Regions from separate parts of the Homo sapiens genome. Here region 2 is linked to region 1. Evidence: chromatin loops called from intact Hi-C (ENCODE). Cell type or tissue: MCF 10A. All regions are shown on one strand. Each heading gives the region's core, and the rest is flanking DNA. Links, peaks and the distances in the headings are about the cores only. Region 1 has its middle 11 kb from the start of LINC00398. Region 2 has its middle 17 kb from the start of TRN-GTT2-4.

What was found. Hi-C counts contacts between places; a loop is a spot of excess contacts. Peaks named below come from ENCODE experiments on the same cell type or tissue, not always from the same donor. Only the 100,000 strongest peaks of a DNase experiment are listed, where the experiment ranks them.
Region 2: it touches region 1 in a loop (5-fold over the local background); 20 of 110 quality-filtered maps call a loop at or near these places.

The regions. Positions count from the first base shown.
Region 1 is chr13:30,791,229-30,794,032 of GRCh38, reverse strand. No RefSeq gene overlaps it. Among named protein-coding and RNA genes, the nearest start is that of LINC00398, 11 kb to the left of the region's middle. RefSeq lists enhancers at 837-1,353, 1,107-1,401, 279-2,804 and a silencer at 1,107-1,401. In MCF 10A, for the core only: a CTCF peak has its summit at 1,311 (motif pointing right); a DNase peak (open chromatin) is centred at 1,242.
Region 2 is chr13:30,689,449-30,692,252 of GRCh38, reverse strand. No RefSeq gene overlaps it. Among named protein-coding and RNA genes, the nearest start is that of TRN-GTT2-4, 17 kb to the right of the region's middle. RefSeq lists an enhancer at 1,757-1,846. In MCF 10A, for the core only: no CTCF peak of the experiment used is centred there; a DNase peak (open chromatin) is centred at 1,512.

The DNA.
Region 1 (2,804 bases), core at 119-2,618:
TGGAGACACAGAAAGGGAGACAACCCCCATTCAGACCACATTGCTGGAGCCTGGGGACCAAAGGCAGTTCTGTCAAAGATGGTAGAAGGGACACAAAGGACCCATTCTGACCCAGGAAGCCAACCAAATGGTGTGCATACCAGCTTGTCATGCATGGAGGCCTGGAAGGGTTCTGTCATTCTCCTGAGTGGCCCTGCCTGGGTTTCCGGGTCCCTGCCTCCAGTTGCTTCTGATTCCTGATGATCAAAAGACCCCACTGATTTTTTTCACCTCTTTGAGTCAAACTGCCCTCTCTGCTGGATCCTTAGCAGTCACTGATGCCCGCAGTTAAAAATTCAACCTTTCATGGGTACAAAGAAAGAAGAAATAAGACCTAGCATTTGCTAGCACAACAGGGTGACTATAGTAAAACATAATTTAATTATACATTTTAAAATAATTAAAAGAATATAATTGGATTGTTTGAAACACAAAGGATAAATACTTGAGGTGATGGATACCCTATTTACCCTGCTGTGATTGTTATGTATGACATTCCTGTATCAAAATATCTCATGTAACCCATAAATATATACACCTACTGTGTACCCACAAAAATTTTAAAAAGTCAGCCTTTCTATAGAGTTAACATTGTGCCAGGTAGGCACAACAATGAGAAATGACAAGAGGAAATGATGAGCTAAAATGCCTATTTTCTCTCACGAAGCGATGTAATACAGAAGCCTTACGTTTTCTGGTTATCTGGCCAAAAGAAATCCTGTCATTGCCCTTGGTTATCAAATAGACCTCATGTTCTTGTCAGTCAGAGAATTGTGGAAATTTGCAGCTTAAAAATGTAAGGTGTGGGTGAAATCAGATTAGGTTTGACTTCATTGTTCAACAGAGGTTCACAGATGGGTCCCCTAATGACTAGGGTTTTGGTGTCCTTGGCCAAGGTTAAGTGACGAGTTAGGTCATCGGTCATTGCCATCCCTAGTGGTTAAAGCTTGGCCAGGAGCAATCCCACTTATTAAGAAAAATGCCTTGCCGAGGGGTAGAACGTTAATTTAATTTAGGGATAGTACAATTGTATCTGCACATTCTGCATTTCACTGTTGATACAGCCTGAGCCTGCCTGGCTGGTTGCAATTGTTTTAAATCCTCTGGCACCATTGATCCCTAATTGACCCCAGATTCCTGAGCGCCAGGAGCAGCCCTGACTTGTTTATTGCTGGCCCTGGGCCACCGTGCGGGTGTCCGCTGAGTTCCGCTGAGCTCAGCCACAAAGGCTGCTCTCTGACTGTGAGTCAGCCTAGCCCACGGCCAGCCAAGCCCATGGCCAGCAGGAGGACCTCCTCCAGCTTTCAAAAACAACAGGGCTTCCCTGTAGCTAAAATGCTTATTTTCTCTTATGAAGCGGTGTAATGCAGAAGCCTTAGTTTTCTGGTTATCTGGCCAGTAGAAATCTGGTCACCCCCTTGGTTATCAAATAGCTGGTTGCTGCTGCCTAGGCAGGCTATAACCTATAAAAATGTTAAAGGCGGTTCACTTCACTCAACGACAAGCTGTCCTTTTGCCCTGGGGGTACCTCCCAAGCCTTAGCCAGCTGGCTTTGAAAGTCTCACGTGGGTGAGTGGGTGCCTGACTGGGTGCAGCTGATGCCCCGATCCCTGATGACAGGTGTCCCCAGTGTCATCTTTATGTACAGAGAAAAGTGAGTTAGTGCTTTGAGAAATCAGCTGTGCACACAAAGAGCAAACCAGGACCCTCTCTGGTCCCAGCTGGTTCTGTTAGAGTGAGCTGGGGTTCTGCGAAACCACATTTGGTATGGGAATGCAAGCTGCAATTTGGTCAAAGGTACATTGACAGCCTGAAGGAGACTGCATTTAAGCCCTACACTAAAACAATGGGGAGCCTGAGTCCAATATTTACTGGGTGTTCCAATAAAGATCTAGAGCACAAAGGCTCTCTGGGGACCTCCATCACAAATAGCGCAGCACACATTCATCTGGCCACATTGGCACTTGTTAGCTCTCAGGCAGATTCAGATGGGGGGTTGGGGGGCGTGTTCCCTCCAAGAATCCTGCTGGCCTACCTTGAAAATCAAAACTGCATGGTCAGATGCAGACAGGAGGAATGTTGCTAAGCTTCGGAAACCACTTAAATACTTTGAACAGAATGGCTCCTCAATTGAGGACAAAAGTATACTTTTCTCTTAAACTGCAAACCTGGAATGTGCCTTCTGATGATTATAGGCAGAGTCCACACTCAAGTGATGGGAACCAGGCCCATGCTCTGCATATGGTGTCCAGGCTGCAGGGCAGCTGTGCCTTAATGAGATCCAGAAGCCTGCTGGCTCCCCAGCAGGCCCTCGGGAGCGAGGGCGTCCAGCACGGGTCCCAAGGGCTCCCCACCCTTCTTGGAGGCTTGGCACCCCGCCTGCCTGACCCCAGGGTTCTGCACATATGCACCGGAGGCAGCCTGGTCCCCCATACACGGATGCTTTAGTTGGATGACCGGAAAGGGGTGTGGTATGGGGGTCAGAGCATCTGAACAGACAGAGCTTTTCCCAGGGCCTCCTCCTTGGCTCAAACCATGACCTGCCTGCATCCAGATCTCCTCTCGCTCTCATTATCACACCAACTGCCTCTGCAAAATGCAGATACACTTTGCTGTTTTTGCACTTGGTAGAAATGACATCTTTTTTTTGAAACATAATAAAGCCCAGTGATAACACAGCTACAATAACATAAGATCAGGCTGGGCATGGTGGCTCACGCCTGTAATCTCAGCACTTTGGGAGGCCGAGGCGGGCGGATCACGAG
Region 2 (2,804 bases), core at 78-2,577, 100 kb after region 1:
TATAATGGACATCAGGAGACTCAGAAGTGGGGACAGTGTGGGGGTGAGGAATGAAAAACTACTCATTGGGTACAATGTACACTATTTGGGTGATGGGTACACTAAAAATCCAGACTTCATCACTATACAATTCATCTATGTAACCAAAGCCACTTTTACCCCTAAAACTATTGAAATTTTTTAAAAATATAATAGGGCCAAGTGCAGTAATTCCAGCACTTTGAGAGGCTGAGGTAGGAGGAATGCTTGAAACCAGGAGTTTAAGACCAGCCTAGGCAATAAAGTGAGATTCCATCTTAACAAAAAATAAAAAATAAAATAAAGTAAATTAGTTGGGCACGTTGGTGCATGACTGCAGCTCCAGCTACTCAGGAGACTGAGGCAGGAGGATTGAGCCCTGGAGTGCAAGACTGCAGTGAGCCATGATCACACCACTGCACTGCAGCCTGGATGACAGAGACCCTGTCTCTAAAAAAAGGTAATTAAAATAAATAAATAAACACACACCTATAATCCTATCACCCACTGGTCACCTTCATCACCACCTTGATATGGAGTCTTCCAGGATTCCTCCGTGTGTGTGTGTGTGTGTCATATAACATCAGATTATTGAGATAGTGGGACTCAAAAGGGTGAGCCAGGAATGAGTTTTTCTCTCCCTACACTGTTTTCAATGCCGCTCAACCAGATATCTTTTCCTTATCCCCAAAGCAAAACATCAGCATATCCCATAGCTTTTTTGGTCATTTTTAAATTTTAACTGGTAGTTCATTTTTAGGAATTAAAAATTCAAGTCCAGGCCAGGCGTGGTGGCTCACTCCTATAATCCTAGCACTTGGGGAGGCCGAGGCGGACAGATCACTTGAGGCCAGGAGTTCGAGACCAGCCTGGCCAACACGGTGACGCCCTGTCTCTACTAAAAATACAAAAAAAAAAAAAAATAGCTGGGCATGGTGGCAGGCACCTGTAATCCCGGCTACTCAGGAGACTGTGGTGGGAGGATCGCTTGAACCCGGGAGGCAGAGGCTGTAGTGAGCCAAGATGGCGCCACGGGACTCCAGCCTGGGTGACAGAGCGAGGCTCTGTCTCAAAAAAAAAAAAAAAAAAAAAAAAATTCAAGTCCAGTCTAAATAAAAACTCCTAATTCTCATTCACTTCACAGCTTTTCCCATTCCCCTAGTTCAAGCCTGGCCCAGGGACAGGACCTGCGGGGGAAGGAAGAAGGTGTAGGCCCCCCAGCCCCACCCCGCCTCACCCTATTCTACTTCCTCCCCAGCTTCTACCCGGACAGGATCAATGAGGGGAAATGGGAGAAAGTGCTTTGTGCTTGTGTGTTTGTTTACTTGGCTGTTGCTGTTTGTTGTCTCTACTAGCAAATGCCCTCTGTTATGGCAGGATATGTCTTCCAAATGCTGCCTATTCCTCTCCTGGAACATCTGTGGAGCTTGTGGAGCTTCCACGTGATCCTTCTGCTGGGGACCTCCCAGGAAGAACATGACCTCAGCTCAGATGCCATGGCAGATGCTGAAGACAGAGCAGCTGGAGGCTGTTGGCCAACTGCATTCTTCAACGCTGAGCAGCAAGTTCTTTCTTGAAAGGAGACCCAAATGCACTCCGCGGCTGCCGTGATCACCTATCTCTAGGGATCCAAAAATACGATATATTTTCGGAGGAGCATTGTTAGCCTGTTAGTTCTACCGCTTTTCCCCTCTGCTCCCTCAGTGAGGAGGGAAAAGGGTGCTTCAGTGCCAGCTCAAGCCAAGCAGAAGTGAAACCGGAAAAGTTCCCTTGTCTCCCTCGCAGGACGTGCGATGAGGGTGTGGCTCTCTTCTTCAGTGTCCCGCTGCTCAAACCTCTAGACGGGCAGGCTGTGGGGCTCCCGCCCCATGGCAGCGTCTAGGGGTGGATATTTACAGCTCCTGAAGCCCCAATGAGTGTGTGCTATTGTGTGCTCTTTCAGTTTCGCTGTCTATAGGCAGCTTGTGTTAACCAGCTCAGTTAGACCCTCTACCTTATCACAAGGACAGAGGGCTTTCTGTATCCCAGGTTCTTGCCTTGGTGTACAGGAAGAATCGGATCACAGGTGGGCTTGGAGAATGAGTGCAAGGTTTTATTCAGTGAAAGTATCTCCCAGCAGAGGGGGGAGCCAGAAAGGAGATGGTTTTCCCCTGGAGTCAGCGGCCCAGGCTTCCCTCCGACTGCTCCAGCCACACTCTGCCTCGTTCCGCTGGTCGATGGTGTGCAGGTGTGCTCCTCTCGACGTCCTTTCAATGTCCAGCCGCTCCTGTCTTCTTCCACCGATGTGTGTCTGCCTGCTAGGGTTTGGGGAAGGTGGGGGAGTTTAATAGGTAGATGGGGGCGTGGCAGGCCAGGATGATCTTGGGAAACGCAACCGTTGGGCGAGAAGGCAGGAGTGCCTGTCTTCACCTAGGTCCGTGGGTACAGGCCCCAGGGGGGTGGAGTCCTAGCCAGGAACCATGCCCTGCCCTTCCCAGCACTTCCTTGCCCCCGTCCCCTAAGGGGACTTAGGAGAGATGCTGGTAGAGAGTAGAAGTCCTCCTCTCCCTGGACAGACTTGTGCCTGGTGCTACTGCAGGATTCTTTTACAACCATCGCTTCCCAACACACCTCTTGCACTCATAACTTGATCTTGAGATCTGCTCCCCAGAGGGTCCAACCTGTCAGAGTAATGGAGAAGAATCTCAGAACTGGTTTCCCCAAAGTGTGGTTAATGAAGCAGTTTTAGCTAATCTCTTTTTAGAGTGTGTGAACACTTTTAACATTTTCCCCTCAGCTTTGAAACA